Regions from separate parts of the Homo sapiens genome. Here region 1 is linked to region 2. The links are chromatin loops, found by intact Hi-C in ENCODE. Cell type or tissue: GM12878. All regions are shown on one strand.

Region 1 (5,000 bases), 390 kb after region 2:
TAAGTGTTTTGACTTAAAAGGACCTCTTTGCATAATGTAAAAACATAAACACAGATTTTCCAAATTTTTTAAAATAATTATTATGTAGTGGACAAAATACAATAATGGCTATAAATATATATTTGGATTAAGTAAATCTCAGGTGACTATTATAAATAAGTCATGTGCTCTGAGTGAGTACATACTGTCAGGAAGCCCATGCTTCCTTACATGTAAATAATAATAATTATAATGAAATATTTAAAAGAAAAATAAGAATTCCATTTAAAAGCTCAGCTTGCTAATCTTTCAATCTTCTTCACTCTTGAAAGCAGAGTTAACGGCGCCCATGCTTCTACTATCAGGCCCATGTGTGCCCAGTAAGGGGAGAGACAGATTTTTCCAACTACACACAACCTGGTAGGGTCTGGAGCTGCTGTTGATCTCCTAGACTCCAGAGCCAGATGCTTACATGACTTTCTTTAATGACTTGTCAACACAAGTAATTGGCCCAAGCTCCAGTGACTCTCAACAATGGAAGAAAACTCTTTGCAAATAGGAGAGTGGGAGGAAAGAAACTTAAATCAAACTTGAAGCTTAGTACCTGCCAGATTTAATCCGTTCTTCTTCTCTCCACTGACAGAGCTAATGAGTGGATTGCAAGATTTTATACCTCACTTCTGATGTTTTAAATACCTCAGATAATAATAGATATACACGTATATAGTCCTTTATATGTGTTGGCTCATTTAATCCTCACATCAATGAAAGAGAATTGTTAGCCATGTTTTACAGCTGTAGAAACAGACGCTTGGAGAGATCAAATGACTTGTCTAAAATCACACAGCTGGTGACTGAGAGATCTTCCAGCTCAAACTCAGTGCTCTTTCCTCCGCACTTTCCCAACAGTTGATGAAATTCTGCCTATGGCAACAAGTGCAAGTCAGTCGTCAATCCAGGTAAATTGAGGAAAATTTGGAGAGTAGTTACTCCCACAACACAGGCTTCATTAGACTGAGCTACTGCCCCCTTTCCAATCTGTGCACAGTATTCCCCAAATCAGACCCAGTTATCAAAATGTCAGAACCCTGAAGCTCAAACTCTCATTTACACTAAAGCATAAATTTGCCTTAATAACTTCGGTATTAGCCTACTTATACGTTCATTTTGGAGGTAATCAGAGCTTTAAATGGGAGGAAGAAAACTCAAGGGAATGGAATCTCATGCATTGGGTAGCTGACAGAAGAACATGTGAGCAAGTAGCAGGCATTAAGTATACGGCTGCAAAGCTAGAATCACCATGGAGTGAGCTAGCTCCATTTACACGAATGGCTTAACTTCTAAAATCATAACTTAGCTATGTTGGAAAAGGAGATTTTTTTTCCAACGGTTTGTCTAGATTTACCTGTACCTGCCTACCCCTTCTAACATCCTTAGATTAGGAGACAAATGAATAGTCATGATACTCACAAAGAGGAATATTTAGGAACTTATTTTGTTCAATAATGTCATGAAAGTCTTAACATCAACAGTTCAGACTCATATTTGGAATTTCTCTGTCACTGCCTTCCTCCAACCCACAATGATTTGAGAGACATAAATTAGGAGCCAGATGTGAGATGGTGATACTTTACTCCATTCCCACCCACTCTGTCCTTTCAAAAGGAAACACAATTGCTCCTATTAGTAATAAAATGGATTGTGGTTGTCATGTAGATAAATGCAATGTGGTTTCATACATTGTCCATGTTGAGTGGCTAAGTAGGAACTCCCAAAAGCAGCTCCATTTAAGGAGAAGGCAGGTGCTTTGACGCCATGCCAAGGACTACATTTTTTTAAAAATAGGGTTTTCATGGCAAATCCAGGAAGCAAAATCTCTCGCCATTATCAAAAATATCTAGCATGTAGCATAACAAAGGCAGTGCACACTTGACATCAAATGGAGCCCTTGTTCTCCAGTGTCATCCTCAATCACAAACCTAATCAGGCATACGACCTTTTCTAAAAGGATCTGAAGAGTTTGCTAACCACTGTTTGATTGACTTGCCAATTTCTTTGCTGTAGTTGCATTTTTTCAGAAGTGTAAAGTACAGAGTTACTTTATAATTTTCTTCCCTTCTACAAGAACTCCCCTAAAAACTTCCAGAAGCATGTGAACTTATACCTAAATGAGTTCTCCTTAAAGATAAGGTAAGAAGAATAAAATTCATTCTAAGTATTTAGTTCCCATTAAAAAGAAGTAAAAGTATTTACAAAACATGGAAGGTGGGAGTAGGAAAGTTGGTAGCAGAAAAGCAAAGCGAGAAGAGGTGATTCATATTGAGACTGCCTAGGTCAAGGAATCTAAAGTGAGTCATTTCGACTTGACATATGTGGACTTAGACAGAAAACGTGTACTGAAATTTTGTTTGAAGGCATAATATTGAAGGAAAGCAGATGCTGCTACAGAGCAATCTAACCCTGAAATAATCTCCATGTTGAGCATCCATTGATGGCTGATGCAAAGTGCTTTTACACCTTGACTGGAAAAACTTCAGCCTAATTAATTCAGAATTATGTTGGTTGCATGATGAATAAAATTTTATTATGCTCAAGGTCAATTTTCAAACATATAATAACAACTGGAATAGAATTGAGAGTTCAAAGATAAACCCATACATCTATGGTCAATTGATTTTCAACATGGGGGCCAAGACTATTTAGTGGAGAAAAAACCAGTCTCTTCAACAAATGGTGCTAGGAAAACTGGATCTCCACACAAAAGAATAAAACTGGAATCCTATCTCACACAATATACACAAATTAACTCAAAATGGATCAACGACCTAAATATAAAAGCTAAAGCTATAAAACTCTTAGAAGAAAGCGGGTAAATCTTCATGACCTTGGATTTGGCAATGATGTCCTAGATATGACACTCAAACAACAAAAGAAAAATGTATAAATTGGATATCATCAATTTTTTTCAAGTTTTGTGCATGAAATAACACTATCAAGAAAGTTAAAAGGAAGCCTACAGAAGGGGAGGATATCTCTGCAAATCACATCTCTGGTAAGGGGCTAGAATCTAGAATACATAAAGAACCCTTAGAACTTAATGAAAAGACAACCCAATCAAAAATTGAGCAAAGAATTTAAATAGACATTTCTTGAAAGATATACAAATGGCCAAGAAGCATTTAAAAAGATGCTCAGCATCATTAGTCATTCAGGAAATGCAAATCAAAACCACAATAACACTTCACACTCACTTGGATGGTTAGCATTTAAAAAATGGAAAATAACAAGTGTTGGTTAGAATATGGAGAAATCGGAACCCTTGTGCATTGCTGGTGGGAATGTAAAACGGTGCAGCCACTGTGAAAAATAGTTTTGTCAATTCCTTAAAAAGTTAAGCATGGAATTATTCCATGACTTTGTAATTTCATTCCTAGGTATATACCTGAAAGGATTGAAAACAGGTGCTCAAAAAAGTATTTGTACACAAATGTTCATAGAAGCACTGTTTACCATAGTCTAAAACCAAATCTCCATCAACAGATGAATAGATTTTTTACTTGTGGTACATTTATATATTGGAATATTTAGCAATAAAAAGGAATGAGATACTGATATAGGCTACAACATGATTTAACTGTGAAAATGCTATTCTAAGTGAAAAGAAGTCAAAAACAAAAAGTCACATTTTGTTAGACTCCATTTATATAAAAGATTCAGAATAGGTAAATACACAGAAACAGAAAGTAGATTGGTGGTTGCCAGAGGCTGAAGAGAGAGAGAGGGGAATAGAAAGTAACTGCTTAACAAGTATGGAACTTTACTTCAGGATGACACAAATGTTTTCAAAACTAGATACAGGTGACGGTTGCACAACACTGGAAATGTACTAAATGCCACTGAATTGTTCACTTTAAAATGGTTAATTTTATGTTTGTAAATTTAACCGCAATAAAAAATATATATGTGGACATCAGTCAGAAAATCCTTGGAATGTATCTTAAGAGTCAAGGATGTATTATGAATTTTAACTTCCAATGAAATTAATATTTTTTACTTTCTCCTTTCATTCTGTTTGCCTTTTGGTTTTGGGATATAATTTGTTTTGCTCTCCTCAGATATTGTTGTAAGAGTACCAAACATAACTCAGAAGATACAATCAATGAAGAACTATACCCTGGATAGAATTTTCCCTCTTGCAAACAGATTTTTGATGTCCTCACTGAAGTAGATTGTTTATATTTTATTTGTTCAGATAACACCATCCATCCCCTATGTGTTAGTCAGGGTTCTGCAGAGAAAAAAAACTAACAGTAAGCAGATAGATAGTAGATAGATAATAGTAAGTAGGTACGTAGGTAGGTAGATAGATAGATGAGATTAGGTTTATTATGAGGAATTAGCTCATATGATTATGGAGACTAAGAAGACCCAAGATATGCCATGTGTAAGCTGAAGAACCAGGAAAGCCAGTGGTTCAATTCAATCCAAGTTCAAAATCCTGAGAACACAGTGAGCAAATGATATAACTAGCAGCCCAACGTCAAAGGTCTGAGAACTAGGAGCTCCAATGTCTGAGGGCATGAGAAGACAGATGTCCCAGTTCAAGAAGAGAAATACAGGATTTGCTCTTCCTTCCCCTCTTTGCTCTATCAGGGTCCTCAAAGGATGGGATGATGTCCTCAAGTTTTCTTTACTCAGGGCAAATCTTCATTGCTCAATCTACTAATTCAAATCCTAATGTCTTCTGGAAACACCCTCACAGACACATCCAGAAATAATGTTTACTAGCTACCCAGGCATCTCTTAACCCAGTAGAGTTGACACATACAATTAAGTCCACCCCTTGTCAACTTGGCACCCAAACACATGTCCCTATACCATAACTCAATCTCCTGCCACCAGGTAGCTAGCTGATCACCCCAGGGAATGGTACCACATTGGAGCTGAGTGTTGGCCTCTATTGCTAACAGTTTGTATATATTCAGTGGTTGCTGTAACCAGGTCCACCTTGGTAAGTAGAA
Region 2 (5,000 bases):
TCTGTGTCTGAAGGAAGTTGGCTAATCGCTGATTCTTTCTAGCTCTAAACTTAAATTATTCTAAATACCCTACATGAAACAGGCCAAACTTAACCATATACAGTATTACAAAGTATCATATCTGTAATTGGCATAGGTAAATATCTAGAGTTTAAAACTTGGGCAGGTGGAATTCTTAATAGATTTCAGGGAATCTCATAATTTCTGAGAAGTATGTGAAGGTTAATAGAGAAACTCTTAATTCATTTATTCAACAGGTATTTAGAGAGGACCTATAATGTACTGGCCTCCATAACAGACGCTTGGCATGCAAAGATAAAGCAGATATAGTTGTAGGGGAGCTTTGGTCAAATGCAAGAGATGGATGGACAGGAGAATTACAAGGAAGTGTGGTAGGGGCTACAGTGAGCAGCACGGGGAGCAGTTGCTTAAGAGGGCTTCACAGAAAAGGGGCTTTGAACCAGGACTTGAAAAATGAGTAAGATTTTGCCAAGAAGAGGCTAGAGGAGTGAGTAGAGGTAGAGAGGAAAGTCTTGGCCTGCAGGGAAGGGCATGTGAAACGCATGAATCTATGCAAAACAACTTACTAATAATAGTGAGAAGTTAGTTTTCTGGGATATATGGTGCATTGTGCAGAAATAGAGCTGGACAGTAAATGGGGGTTAGATTTTATGCCAAGCAAAGGAGTCTGTTTTTTATCTTCTGGGAAGCTTGGATGCTTGGATATAGCCGGAAGCCAGGGGAGATTTCTAAGCAAGGGAGCGATATGGCTAGTTTTTTTTTTTTTTTTTTTTTTTTTTTTTTTTTTTTTAAGATCACTTCTGGAAATCCACAAGTGCCATTAGAATTTACTCATCTCAAAGCTTGGATTAATTGTGCGAACTTGGGGGCTCTGTTTTGAGGCCTTAACCATTTTCATTCAATACATGGTTGAGTGTTCTTCTTCTATTTGCCTATGACTATCAGGCATCTGAAAAGCTGGGAAACAGAAGATGAATTTATTTTTAAACAGTATTTAGCTATATTTTCAAATAATATGCAGAATCTTTTCCTTCAAACTCCAGACATCTATTCAGATGAAGCACTTCTATATTTAAAACAATGGGTTCAGTTGTGGATTTGTCAAAAAAGTGTAAGGAATGTGTGTCCCAGGTTGGATAATAAATTACACGGTCATGTTATCTAATCTGGAATGCCACAGATCTTGTGGCAGAGGGAAAGAGACCATGGTAGAGCTATGTATGGCTCATAGCTTCTGTTCAGACAAAGCATACATCAATTCCACTCATATTTCATTGGGCAAAGCAAGTCACACACTCGAGATCAACATGCCCCCTCCTGAGGGGAAAATGAAAGTCACATGGACCAGCAACCTATATATAGAGTCTGTATGCTTATGCAATATATACAGTAGTATCTACATCTAGATGTCCATCTCAATTATTAAGAAAGGTTTTTTTAAATTATACTTTAAGTTCTAGGGTACATGTGCACAAAGTGCAGGTTTGTTACATATGTATACATGTGCCATGTTGGTGTGCTGCACCCATTAACTTGTCATTTACATTAGGTATATCTCCTAATGCTATCCCTCCCCCCACCCCACTACAGGCCCTGATGTATGATGTTCCCCTTCCTGTGTCCACGTGTTCTCATTGTTCAATTCCCACCTATAAGTGAGAACATGTGGTGTTTGGTTTTTTTGTCCTTGCGATAGTTTGCTGAGAATGATGGTTTCCAGCTTCAACCATGTCCCCACAAAGGAAATGAACTCATCCTTTTTTATGGCTGCATAGTATTCCATGGTGTATATGTGCCACATGTTCTTAATCCAGTCTATCATTGGTGGACATTTGGGTTGGTTCCAAGTCTTTGCTATTGTGAATAGTGCCGCAATAAACATACTTGTGCAAATTATTAAGAAAGGTTTTAACTAGTTTTTCAGTGATAAAATCAAGGCCAGTCCTTTTTCATTTGTTCTTGGCCACATCCCTCAACTTGCCAGCCCTGCCCTGTGTTGCAGAGTGCTGACCCTTGCAAAATATGTTTCCTGAGCTTCCTTGATTTTTTCTTAGGTTTCTTCAATGGTAGGTTCTGGCGGGAGATTGAAGGATGTGAGGAAGGAAGAAGCCAGAGTATTCCTCCTTTCTCTCTCTGTGTCTGTTAGCATCTCTGGCTGTGGCTGTCGCCCCTCCATTGCTCCAGCAGCTATCTGGCCAGCCTCCTTGTTGGACCCAGCTGCCTGTGAACAGCCCCCTCTTGTGGGCTCCTCTCTTTGTCCATCCAGCCCTGAGAATGAGAGTGCCATCTTTCAGTGTCTAATCTCCAGTTGCTACACCGTTTGCTACTTCAGTTCTTTCTATGCCTTTAATAGTTCATCACATTCACTTCCCTCTATTGAATGACCTGGAATGGGTTCTATTTACCTGACTGGACTCTGCAAAATACTCTATTCTGTTCTTGAAATTAGTCACCTTACTCAAACTTGTCCACCACCTTAAGTAACCTTTACTCCAATTGTCCATTCACCAGGGTTGGCTGTGACTACTTTAGAAAGTGTGGTTAAGCTCCTTTAAAACACCTTATATCACAAGACCATGCTACTACCTTTTGTTCTAGGCCCAACAAATATATCATAAGGTGGCACAAATAAATATTTTTAAAACATTTACAAATATTTACAAGTTCTTATCTTTAAAAACATGGCAGGCCGGGTGCGGTGGCTCACGCCTGTAATCCCAGCACTTTGGGAGGCCGAGGCGGGTGGATCACAAGGTCAGGAGATAGTGACCATCTTGGCCAACATAGTAAAACCCCTTCTCTACTAAAAATACAAAAAAATTAGCTGGGTGTGGTGGCGGGCGCCTGTAGTCCCAGCTACTTGGGAGGCTGAGGCAGGAGAATGGCGTGAACCCAGGAGACGGAGCTTGCAGTGAGCCAAGATCCCACCACTGCACTCCAGCCTGGGCGACAGAGCAAGACTCCATCTCAAAAAAACAAAAAACATGGCTGAGCAGGACTAGGGTGGCAGTGGAATTATCTGAGAACAAATGAGCAAATTATTGACCCAGGTTCCACTCCTCAAAAAACAAGATAGGCTGGCACAGTGGCTCATGCCTGTAATTCCAGCACTTTGGGAGGCTGTGGCTAGAGGAGTGCTTGAGCCCAAGAGTTCAAGACCAGGCTGGGCAACATCTATACAAAAAATGTTTAAAAAATAGCTAGGTGTGGTGGCATGTGCCTGTAGTCCCACCTACTTGAGAGGCTGAGGTGGGAGGATCACCTGAGCTGAGGAGTTGGAGGCTGCAGGGATCTATGATGTCACCTACTCCAGCCTGGGTGACAGAGTGCGACTCTGTCTCAAAACAACAACAACAATGACAACAAACAAGATAAGCTTTTCCTTTGTGTGTGATTAAGATACCTACATATAGATATTGACATTTACCTCGCACACAGGTATATACATGCACACATATGACATTTATATATTCATAGATATATAAGATTTAATTATATTTAAAAGACTATGGATATACTGGTAGTCTTTAAAGAGTTTATTTAAAGATATTTAGAATATAATGATCACAGCCAGAGGATGACTTATTTAAAAGCTCCTACGTTCTATACTAATTTTCTATTGATATCTTTGATACAATATTTGGAAGCAAATTTTAAATATGGGAGGGAGTAGCTAGAGACACTGTAGGAAAAAGATTTGATATCATCCGGAAAGAATTTTTGCAAATAAGTACTGAATGAATGGGCAAATGACAGCCTTAGAGACAGTGAAGTCACATTTTGCTTCCTCTTGAATTAACAAGGGGATTTTGCTTCAATGTGTACAAGGGAGAGGAGCAGGAAAGATTGGTTTCTGGGGAACAGTTTACTCATCCTGAGGCAGTCTGCTGCTGGTCTGACCCCAGCAGGCACAGCGGCGGCTGTAGAGGCAGCACTATAGTAGTACTGCTAAATGTTTTCTAACCTTCTGAAGGGACCTCTGAGGAGCCTCTCTCCAGGGACTGTCACACTGGACAGAGCAGGATTGAACATGGGAGTTGGGCAGTCACCAGGGTTTTTTGAGTCAAAATGACAGCAGGTTCCTCTGAGGGACATTTCCTGAGGAATGGAGTGGCACTGGGCTCTTAATGTGCCTAAATGTGGACTTCAGAGACAGACTGACCTAAATTAAAATCCCAGCTTGGCCACTTACTAGCTACATGAGCTTGAGCATATTTTATAATTTCTTTGACTCTCAATCTCTGCCTTCATTAAAGTGAGGACTATATCATATCTTCTTGGGCAGGGATGCACACGCACACACACACACACACACAGACCCAGCCACCCGCCATGCTTGGTTCATAAAAAGCACTTATTTGATGTGTTATTTTTAGTATTGACAATAATAAGTTATTCATATGCTGTATTTCTAAGATGCATGCAGCCAGTTTATGACATAATTATATTTCTCTGCTTCTCTACCCTGCTGCAAGGACCTCTAATCCAGTTTTGTCACCACGCAAACTAAGAGCCTGAAGCCCAAAGAGGGTCAAGAACTTGCCCCAAATTAGACAGCTAGTGAGTAGTAAACGCGGCCCTTCCGATTCAATCAGGAATCGCAACAACGTCTCTCCTTGGTGTGCACACTCTCCCTGCCCACCCCTTCTCAGGGACCTTCCCAAAAATGGCGGCGTAATGTATCCAGAAAGAGTCCTACTGGCACCAGATCTCCTCCCCTTTCCTTATTTGAATCCACCTCCCTGCATCATTCTATCTCTTTTTTTTTTTCAACCAGAGACTTAATTTTTTCTCCTCTGAATTTTATTCTTTACTTGCCTTCCCTTAAATGTGCTGACATTCTGTGCCTCATTAGTTAGTTTTTTAATTCATTCAACAAACATTTAATCTAACACTTTTAAGGTGTCAGACGCTGGAGAGCTAATGCTTAAAATTACTCCAGGGGCTCACAATCTATGGAGGAAATGAACTTATAAGCA

The links. Peaks named below come from ENCODE experiments on the same cell type or tissue, not always from the same donor. Only the 100,000 strongest peaks of a DNase experiment are listed, where the experiment ranks them.
Region 1: it touches region 2 in a loop (2.0-fold over the local background); 1 of 110 quality-filtered maps calls a loop at or near these places.

Annotation. Positions count from the first base shown.
Region 1 is chr9:1,534,012-1,539,011 of GRCh38, reverse strand. No RefSeq gene overlaps it. Among named protein-coding and RNA genes, the nearest start is that of SMARCA2, 480 kb to the left of the region's middle. In GM12878, no CTCF peak of the experiment used is centred here; a DNase peak (open chromatin) is centred at 2,301.
Region 2 is chr9:1,919,496-1,924,495 of GRCh38, reverse strand. The region is part of intron 2 of LOC105375951 (a long non-coding RNA gene); the gene reads right to left. Among named protein-coding and RNA genes, the nearest start is that of SMARCA2, 93 kb to the left of the region's middle. In GM12878, a CTCF peak has its summit at 2,275 (motif pointing left); no DNase peak of the experiment used is centred here; H3K27ac peaks cover 354 bases.